2 separate regions of the Homo sapiens genome follow, and region 1 is linked to region 2. Evidence: chromatin loops called from intact Hi-C (ENCODE). Cell type or tissue: mammary epithelial cell. All regions are shown on one strand. Region 1 overlaps LOC105369844 (a long non-coding RNA gene). Region 2 has its middle 76 kb from the start of PHLDA1-AS1.

Region 1 (5,000 bases), 130 kb after region 2:
TCCAGCATCTATAGGGAAATTAATAAATTTACAAGAAAAAAAAGACCCCATTAAAAAGTCCATGTTTGTCATGTTATAATATGGGAAAAGCTGTCAGACTTTTTGTACTTTTATTTGTGAGAACAACTAAAATTAAGTGGTGAGGATTTAGAAAAGCCAACTCTATTTCTATGCTTTTTTTCTCCTTTAAGGTGGTGTTTAGTGCTTAAAGAAAATCATCCAGAGCCAGGATCAGTTGGGTAATTGCAAAACTATCACAACCACAGAAATCATGATATATCAAATTGTGTGTGTTTACAGAAAATGTGTGGTATCAGTCTAGCTGGCATAAAGGAGTAAAAATGACAGTAGCAGTAAACAAAGCATATGGTAACTTAAAAAATGGGCTTTAAAAGTGTGAATATTTATATACAAAGCAACTCTCCATTCTGCAGCTTTTATAATTATCTATATTTATCATCACTCTGCATCCTTCCACATCCTTAGTGTTTTTTGAGAAAAGGAGCCCCAAGTAACTGAAGCTGCTGAAAGTGACTCTGTCTTAGGCCCATGTGCACCAAAGAAAACAAACCTAAATATCCTGGTCCTGATTGTGGGTCAGTGAAGGACATCTGATCTAAAGTCTTTATGATTTGACATGGGGAAGGCCAACTGCAGCAGTAGTGGCTTAGAGTCACCTGCCAATGGGACTGATTCAAACTCGATGAGCACACACCCCATTCAGATAGTGGGATGGATAAATGAAAGGGGCACCAGAAATAGTGAGTTCCTAGTGTTTATGTAATGTCCAAAGTGGCCCTTTGCAATTATGTCTCTCTCTATGAGACCAACTATACATTCCAATCTCAGAAGCACTTGGAAATGGGTAATTTGACCGTAAGATGTCACATCTGTGATCACATCCTGGATCACGGGTCATGATATGTTTTGGCTGTGTCCCCAGACAAATCTCAACTTGAATTGTAGCTCCCATAATTCCCATGAGTTGTGGGAGGGACCCAGTGGGAGATAATTGAATCATGGGGGTGGTTTCCCCCATACTGTTCTCATGGTAGTGAATAAATCTCTCGAGATCTGATGGCTTTATACGGGGTTTCCCCTTTCTCTTAGTTCTCATTCTCTCTTGCCTGCTGCCATGTAAGACATGCCTTTCACCTTCCACCATGATTGTGAGGCCTCCCCAGCCACGTGGAATGGTGAGATCATTATACCTCTTTTTCTTTATAAATTACCCAGTCTTGGGTATGTCTTTATCAGCAATGAGAGAACAGACTAATACAGGTCACATCCTGATGTTGGAACAGCAAACACTCTGGGAACCAAACATTATTCTGTGAACTCTTCTGATCAATAACCAAAGGTATTTCTGCATTTCTTTATACCCGAGTGTGAGTTCTCTTGAAATTTTGGTGCTGCTGAAATGTGCTCATAAGAATGTGCCAAACCTTAAAGCCAGAGTACCCACATCCCATTCCCAGCTGCTCCATCAACAACCCAGGTGGCCAGTAGTAGAAAAGGGGCAAAGGGATTAGGGCTGGAGTATTGGTTTTAGATAAGAGAAAGGATGCTGTCTCTGGGATGGGTAGGAAGGAGGTAAGAAAAGATGCTGATGAAGACACGGTTGTATGAGTAGAGGGAGGAGAGGGATGGGAAGTTAAGGGAATTTTTACCTGATTGCTCTGTTTTCTTGGTGAAGACTGAGGTAAGGATATCTATTGTGAATAAGGGGATGGGTAACTCGAATATAGTAAAGATTTGAAGCAACCTTCGTAGGAAATGATGGTGTTAAGGAACAATTGATATATAGGAAAATCATTGTGGTAATATCTAGGGATACAGATCATGGATTTGTAGAAGCATGTTGTACAATTCTCTCCCTGCATTGCCTGAGTGTAGAATCGGGGGAAAGACCGATGTGGGAATGATAAAAATTCAGGATTGTAGTGGACTCATTTGGAGGAAGCAAAAGGGAGCAAGAAAATTCAAATCATTCATAAGTGAATGATTAAAGAGATGGTTTAAGCCGTGATGGGAAGGAAAGTGAAGACAGGAAGGCACATACTGGGGAAAATGGGAGCACGGGGCAGTGAGTCAGAGCATTTTTTTTTAATGAAGTTGAAAAACAAGTTTAAAGGAATTAACAGAGAATAGGAAATTTAAGTAGGTTGTGTGGTCAGGCTGTGGTTTATTAGAGATTAAATTTTCGTTAGTAAAGCAATTCTGTGGGATGACAAGCTTCAGGGTGTGGTTATGCATGTGGGTAATAAAATTTGAGTAGAATTGAAGGTTATTGGAATGAGGAGGCCCAGGAACTGTGGGGCAAGGCATTTTATGGGGTATGTGCACGGACTCAGAATTCACCCAGGATGATGGTAAGACTAGGGGTGGAAAGGACAGTGTGACTCAGGGGCTTCTTAATATTTGGGGATGAATGTGAGAGAGTTGGTTGATGGTAGTGAGAGAAAGGCATTTAGGATTGTGTACTAGAAGGCATAAGCTTGCAGAGTGCAGGGGTTGTTCATTAAGGGAAGAAGAATTTGAGAGTGCACAGAGAACTATGAGAATACTGTTTCACTTCCAAGCCCCATGTCAAATGAGGCTTGAGAGACCCAAAGCTGCACCTAGACAGGGCTGTAGAAGAGAAGATCACCCAGAGGGAGGTCCAGGTTTGGGTTCAGCAAAGAAGTGGTGGAAGATTTCTTTCTGGAAGTTGAAAATGCACTAAACTTTGATAATCAGGAAATGGAGTTCTAGAGGAGACAGCAGAAAGATTGAGGAGTGAATAAGGGATGTGGGCATTTGCTTCTCCCTGATCCAAATATTAGTTTAGTGTTAGTGGTTAAGGACAGAATAGATGACTGCAGGGGCTTATCTTTAGGACAGTGACTGAAGGTGACATGAATATGAGGCATAGTGGAGTTCATTGACCTCAAGTTTTCAAAAGAAATTTTTATGTGAGATTGTTTTAGTGTTGAATCTAATGTTCTGAAAGCTGTGGAAAGCCTGATAACTCTAGAAACCTGTGAACTTGCCTACTTGAGATCGCTTTCAGCTCATGAAAGCACTATGGCTATTTCAAATATCAATGAGTAAAGTATTTTTCCTTCCTGATCACCAAGTTGTCTTCAAAGATTGTCTCATGAGGAACTACATGTCTCTTAGGAACTACAGTTCCTAAGCTTCCCATAAAAGCAAAGGCAGTCCACCTGCCCCATGATTGGGCCAGTGCAGAAGCATGGATCCAGGCAAATGTGGGTAACCACAGGGTACCAGCCGAATGCCCATGGCAACAGTCCATGGTTGAGCCTCTTTTTATCCCTTTAACTGTCTCCCTGTCAAACTATCTGCCAAAGTACCACTTAGCTGGAAGTGTATGAAGTGGAGTTTTCCTTCTTCCTTCCCTGAAGTATATATCATTACAAAAATTTTATTTCTTCATTGGTGAGAACTTTTTCTCTGAATTGGGTTCATTATTTTTTCAGAAGAGTGAAGATTTCAAAGCACACATTTCTGATTCACATCTATGCTGATGCCTGTAAAAATAACAAGATGCAGTAGCCATCCCAAGGTTGTTTGCCTGGCAGGGGGACTTTGGACCAGTTGCTTTGCTTCTTTGTACCTCAATCTCCTCTTCTCAGAGACAGTTAATAACACAGGGTTCTCCTTGCAGGGTTGTTTAGATGTGACCTCTGAAGTTAATGTATGTGAAGTTCTTAGCCCAGAGCCTGGCATATATTGGGTATCTAATATAGGGTGGCTGTTACTTTTACAAGGAAGATTATACCAGAATCATGCTAAGATTTAACACAAGTAAACTAATTGCATTTTCACAACAATTTGGTGAAATGGCTATTAATGATGACACTTATCATATGAATAATTTGAGGTTTGGTGTGATTCCATAGATCATTCAGGGTCAGGGTCAAATATTAGTAAATTGCAGAGCTGAGATTTGCCCTCAGGTCTATTTGATTCTAAACTCAGTGCTCTTTTCAATATAGTTAGATCATCCTGGGCGAATTATTTAGAATTTAGAGAAGAAAATTTCAAAATATTTCATTGTTGCCATGGCTTATTGTAAGCCCTACAATCAGTTGATTTTCTTGGCTCAATCTCAAGCCCTTTATGCAGAATTGCATGCCCTTTTTATCCTTTTCGGTTTTCAGGGACACAAGGAGAGATATGCATATGAAGGGTTATTTTCTAGGTAAGGAAAATCATATTCAGAGCAGTTGGTTGGTTATTCATAAAGAGCTCACCAAGTAGGCTCAAATTGGATAATCAAAGCTAAGCTGAGGGAAGCCACAGTTGATTTGAAATATCAAGAGGGAAGAGTAGGGACACTAAAAATCAGAAATGTGGTGAAACCACACATTTCCTGATCCAAGCACATCAGAATTCATTTGGTTAATAGTGAACAGAGGCACCCCACTGAGTTCCTTAATTATAACACCAGGACACTTTAAAGAAATATGAGAGGAATGCCTTTTCTGGCAATTTATAAATCATGTGATTTTCCTTTCTCCCTTGGGTGGACATTTTATTGCAGAGCAGGGTAGGGTTTTTGCTGGACATGCAAACTTCATTCACTTAATCGTTGAACATGAGGAACTCCATATTGCTTGTGGATGATTTTTAATTATCCACGGTTCTTTAGTAGTTAATGTTCCTTCCCATCCCAAGCCTGAGGTGTCCCTGTGTTTCTAATATCACATTGTGGAGACAAAGCCTGAGCTGGATACCCCAAGTTTCAGAGGAGATCTTGGAGATCATGGAGTTCTATCTTTTTCTGGCAAAAATGAAGAAACCGGGGCCTCAAGAAGTTTAATGACCTTTCCAGCATTACGTGGCCAGATAATAGAAAGGTTAATATTGGAAAGATTAAAACTGGAGGTCATATCTTGATGAGGAAAACCAGTGTTATGGCATTGGGCAGACTTTGAAGACAGAGATATGGTAGTATTTTGGGGAGAGGGAAGAAGAGGGAATTACTTAACCTC
Region 2 (5,000 bases):
ACAGAGGGAGACTCCATCAAAAAAAAAAAACTTTACAGAAGAGACTAGGTGCGGTGGCTCATGCCTGTAATCCCAGCACTTTGGGAGGCCAAGGCGGGCAGATCACCTGAGGCCAGGAGTTCAAGACCAGCCCGGGCAATATGACAAAACCCTGTTTCTACTAAAAATATAAAAATTAGCCGGGTGTGATGGTGGGTGCCTGTAATCCCGGCTACTCAGGAGGCTGAGGCAGGAGAATCGCTTGAACCTGGGAGGTAAGGGTTGCAGGGAGCCGAGACGGCGCCACCGCACTGCAGCCCGGGCGACAGAGCGAGACTCCGTCTCAAAAAATAAAAAATAAAAAAAAGTATACAGGGAAATGTGCATAGGTTATATGAAAATACTGTATCATTTTATATTGCAGACCTGAGTATTTGCAGATTTTGGTACCTGCAAGAGGTCCTGGAACCAATACCCCATGGATACTGAGGGACAACTGTAAATAGTAAGCATATAAAAATATCTTTCACTTCATTACTAATAAAGGAATACAAAGGAAAACCATGAAATTATTTTTTTCGTCTATCAAATTAACAATTTTGTTTTATGGTAATATCCAATGTAGAGAAAGTTACAGGGAAATAAACACTTCCATAAAAGACTAGCAGGGATAAAGACTGGGATAAGTTTTCTGAGGGAGCAATCTGGCAATTTGATTTCAAAAGCCGTAAAAATGTATATGCCATTTGAATTGACAATTCTACTTCAAATAATTTATCCTAAGGCCATAATAAAGCTGTTTCACAAACATTTAGCTACCAGGATGTTCACTGCAGGACTGTTATAGTTTAAAAAAAAAAAAATTGGATGATAATTTAAGAAAAAAAGACAATTGATAAAATAAACTTCGGTGTACTGACAGAAGAATTTAAAATGATGCTCTGGTATGGTTTAAGATAATTTCCTTTTGTGTAGGGCTTGGTCTCTACAAGCAAAGCTTTGGGTACCAGACTTCTCTTAAATTAAAAACTAGGACCTTACGTTTTGCAACTGTGCCTAAGTGCAATAGATTGAATTTAGGCAGAAGTGCTAACTTGAATAATAATGCGATTAGCTTTAAGTAATATATAGTGTGGAAGAAATTGCATGTTATTTATATAGATGCCAAGTAGTCCACACTTGCCTGCTGTTTTCCGTAAGATCTGTAACCACACCGAGTTAAGCTTTGGCCTCCCTGCCTGTAACCTGATAAAAGGGTCAAGCCTGCAGGACGGTGTGTTGTTATACTCACTGATGGAATTTTCTCTCCCCTGCCTGGGCAGGTGAACCCAAGGCTATGAACCAGGGCCTGTAGGTATTTGAGGCTATCATGATGCTGCCCCCTGCATTCCTGCAGTCAACTGGGAGCTGTGGGGGCTGCAGCACTTGCTCTCTCCTGGCCAGCAGCCCAGGGGGTGAGTGAGGAGGGCTTGGGGATCCATTGAATTTCCTTTTTGTTTTCTTCATTTCTATTGGGTCTAACTCACTTGTTAAAAAGAAAAAAGTCTTACTAGTCTTACTATTGGAATTAGGAAATTAGTCTTTAACTGGACTGCAAATATGGCTCACACTTGTAATCCCAGTGCTTTGGAAGGCCAGGGCCTGAGGATCATTTGAGGCTGGGAGTTTAAGACCAGTCTGGGCAATATAGTGAGACCCGCCTTTACAAAGAATTAAAAGCAGCCAGGTGTGGTGGTGAGAACCTGTAGTCCCCACTACTTAGGAGGCTGAGGCAGGAGAATCATTTGAGCCCATGAGTTTGAGGCTGCAGTGAGCTATCATTATGCCGCTGTATTCCAGCCTGAGTGACAGAGCAAGATCCTATCTCTAAAAAAGAAAAAAGAGGAAAAAAAAAGAAATAGATTGAAAAGGAGAGTGTACACCCCATGAAGTTAACAGTTGTTTTTTTGTTTTTGTTTTTGTTTTTTTCCTGGTTGGGAGGATTCAGGTGGTTACTCTTTCCAGTTTACCTCCATTTTATAGTTTTTGTCACCAAGCACTTATTACTTTAACTAGAAAAACGAAAGAATCTTTTTGTCACTGTTGTCTTGTTCACTGCTGCCCATGTCCTAGAATGGTCTCTAGTCTATAGTAACCTCTCAATAACTACCTGTTGGAGAAATAACTGAATGAATAAATGTCAAAGGTCATTGCTTCCTTTGGGAATGGAAAGCTTTAGTACCATCAGATTTTTTCCATATCCTCAGCTTCTTAGGATCACAGGTTGGAGTTTTAGTAGCATATGTTAAAAAACATAGTTCCTGTCTTCTTCAAAAATCCTGTGACTTTCAAGAAACCTATGACTTTGGGCACCCTGTGTGCTATCTTTCCTTCAGCACGGATGGTTCCTGCCTGCTGAAAAGTGCTGACTATTGCACCTCAGCTAACCCACTCAACCTTTTTCTAGAGGCCCAGGGAGATATGAATGTGACCAAGAACTTGGCCTTTGATATTCAGCCCAAGTCTGGCTAGAGGTCAGAGGGAGAAAAAAAAAAAAAATCCCTCCATGAGCCATAGCTGTCTGTATATTCAGCGTCTCTAGGCAACTGGGAGGACATTTACCATTCATCCTCCAAGAATGCTGAGTAGCCCTTCTTACGTGTGATTCACTTTGGGGTAAATTTCTGTCCTTACTAATGAGCCTGTGATGGGAGTCAAGTGAAAAGGAATCATTAAATCTGGTTTTATTCAAGTTACATAATTAATTCTGGCACTGAAGTTGGCTTCCCAAGTTTTATACATGGCCTGAGTTTGTTCATTGAATTAAAGGTGAGCATGGGGGTTGATGACACGGTGGCTATAGGTTCTTATTTCTTGTCCTTCTTCATGGGGTTAATTTGAAGAATAATTTAGCTAAAGCACCTTGTGCAGGGTTGGGAATGTGTTAGTGATCGGTACATGAAATTTCCCTGTCCATTGCCTCTTTTCCCTCATGACCTCCTACATGGGAGGTTTTCCCTTGGAGGGTGTGACAGCTGATTACTCAAGCTGGTGTGGGAATTTAGCTCTGGAGATTGACTGGCAGATCAAAACTTGGACTGTTCTCACCAATAGGGGTACGGCTCTCTACTTCATTATGTGTCTTTGTGGCATTTTGTCTTTCTCTCTCCTGGCTAGTCTACTCAAACACCCTTCTCAGAGACTGCCACTGTGGACTCTGAAGTTTTCACAATACCAGGAGGTTTGTGGGAACTGAATAAATTGCTTCAAGATCGAACATAAAAATAAGTCCTGGCCCCAATCCTAAAAGAAGTCACTGGGAACCCAATCAGTGCTGGGCAACCAGCCCAGGCCCAGGCTAATGAGATATTTACATGCTAGGCTTTTCCCTTCATTTTGGTCTTCATGGGCCTCATTTATGAGGAAGTCTGGAGTGCGTGTGCTGTAGGCAGAGGCCGGTGCTTCCCAGCTTGGTGCCATGGACTCCTGTAGCAGATCAGGGGCACTACCACCCACCAAAAAATCCAGCACATTCAACAAACAGCAAATTCCCAGCCCAAAGCAATTACTTGCTTTTTATTTATTTATTTTTTTGCTATTGTTTTTCATTTACATTCTTTTCTGAGTTTTGCATGTTTTACTCTGACAGGAGGTATAAACAGGCAAAGGAAATGTAATCTATTTCAGTATTTGTGGGAGTGCTTGTCCTAGGAGTTTTAGGAGAGCATTTTCATCTATCAGATTAAGACAAATTTAAAAGGGTCCCCAAAGAGAATTTAGAATTGGAAAACTAAACCTAGGAGGAAGTTAAAGGTACAGTGATTATTTTGCTTGGAGAGTAGTATTGGCTTTCCAATAAAATGAAGGTGATTACTAAGAAAGGTAGCTGATTGGTCATTAGTGCATGGCCAGGACAAGAGAGTGAAGACTCATGTTTGCTTAAAAGAAGCATTTTTCTCTCAGGTGGAATTTGTTTGACGTTAGTGTGGCAGATTGTGATATTTCTTCTAAAAGTGGGAAAGCAATTTGTGTAATCTGTGCTCGTGTGCAGAGGACAGAACCAGATGGCTTTCGCAGTAAACTTTCAGGGCTTTACTAGAATAGGGAGAGACAAAAGGGAGGCAAACTTGGTGGCTTGTGAGATGGGGAATCGTTGTTTCAAATCAGGGGTGAGAACAACCCAAAATTTAGGAATGGCTTTTCAATAATAGCTCTTCTGATGTGTAGTACTAGAATCTAATTTTTATTTAAGCACAGCTTCAGAGGTTTTTTTAAAAAATTGCAAACTTGGAAATAAAGAAAAAAGAGGGGGCCGGACGTGGTGACTCATGCCTGTAATCCCAGCACTTTGGGAGGCCGAGGTGGGCAGATTGCCTGAGGTCAGGAGTTCGAGACCAGCCTGGCCAACATGGTAAAACCCTATCTCTACTAAAAATACAAAAATTAGCCGGGCACTGTGGCAGATGTCTGTAATCCCAGCTACTCGGGAGGCTGAGGCAGGAGAATCGCTTGAACCTGGGAGGCAGAAGTTGCAGTGAGCCGAGATCGCACCATTGCACTCCAGCCTTGGCAAAAAGAGTGAGACTTTGTCTCAGAAAAAAAAAAAAAAAAAAAGAAGAGGAACAGCATGTCTTATCAATGTCACAATGGGAAAATGTTTAAAAGGCCACCAAGGATTACTCATTATTTACTACTGACAAGGCCTAGACTCTGTGAGGTCACATGTTCATTTAGGTTTATGTCCGGTATAAAAGATAACTCTAAAGATTATGGTTTCATTGCCCTGTAGGACATTAACCTCTTTTGACTTAACTAGTAATCTTATTCATACATTCTCTTTTACAAATTTCACTAATTTTTCTGAGTACCCAGGTCCCCAAATGGCCTTTAAACCAGCTTGATCATGCTTCTGGCTCCCCACCAGTGAATTGAATATGTGTTAACATGTGTTCATTATTTGACTCATGTTTGTAACTATTTTAAAATTGCTCTTTAACTAGTGGAATTTTATCTTTTATTGTTTGCTGAGTAAGATTTTTCAT

Evidence for each region. Peaks named below come from ENCODE experiments on the same cell type or tissue, not always from the same donor. Only the 100,000 strongest peaks of a DNase experiment are listed, where the experiment ranks them.
Region 1: it touches region 2 in a loop (5-fold over the local background); 6 of 110 quality-filtered maps call a loop at or near these places.

The regions. Positions count from the first base shown.
Region 1 is chr12:75,823,095-75,828,094 of GRCh38, reverse strand. All of the region lies in intron 1 of LOC105369844 (a long non-coding RNA gene), which reads left to right. Among named protein-coding and RNA genes, the nearest start is that of PHLDA1-AS1, 200 kb to the left of the region's middle. In mammary epithelial cell, no CTCF peak of the experiment used is centred here; a DNase peak (open chromatin) is centred at 2,174; H3K27ac peaks cover 2,765 bases.
Region 2 is chr12:75,951,775-75,956,774 of GRCh38, reverse strand. No RefSeq gene overlaps it. Among named protein-coding and RNA genes, the nearest start is that of PHLDA1-AS1, 76 kb to the left of the region's middle. In mammary epithelial cell, a CTCF peak has its summit at 3,007; a DNase peak (open chromatin) is centred at 2,584; H3K27ac peaks cover 2,947 bases.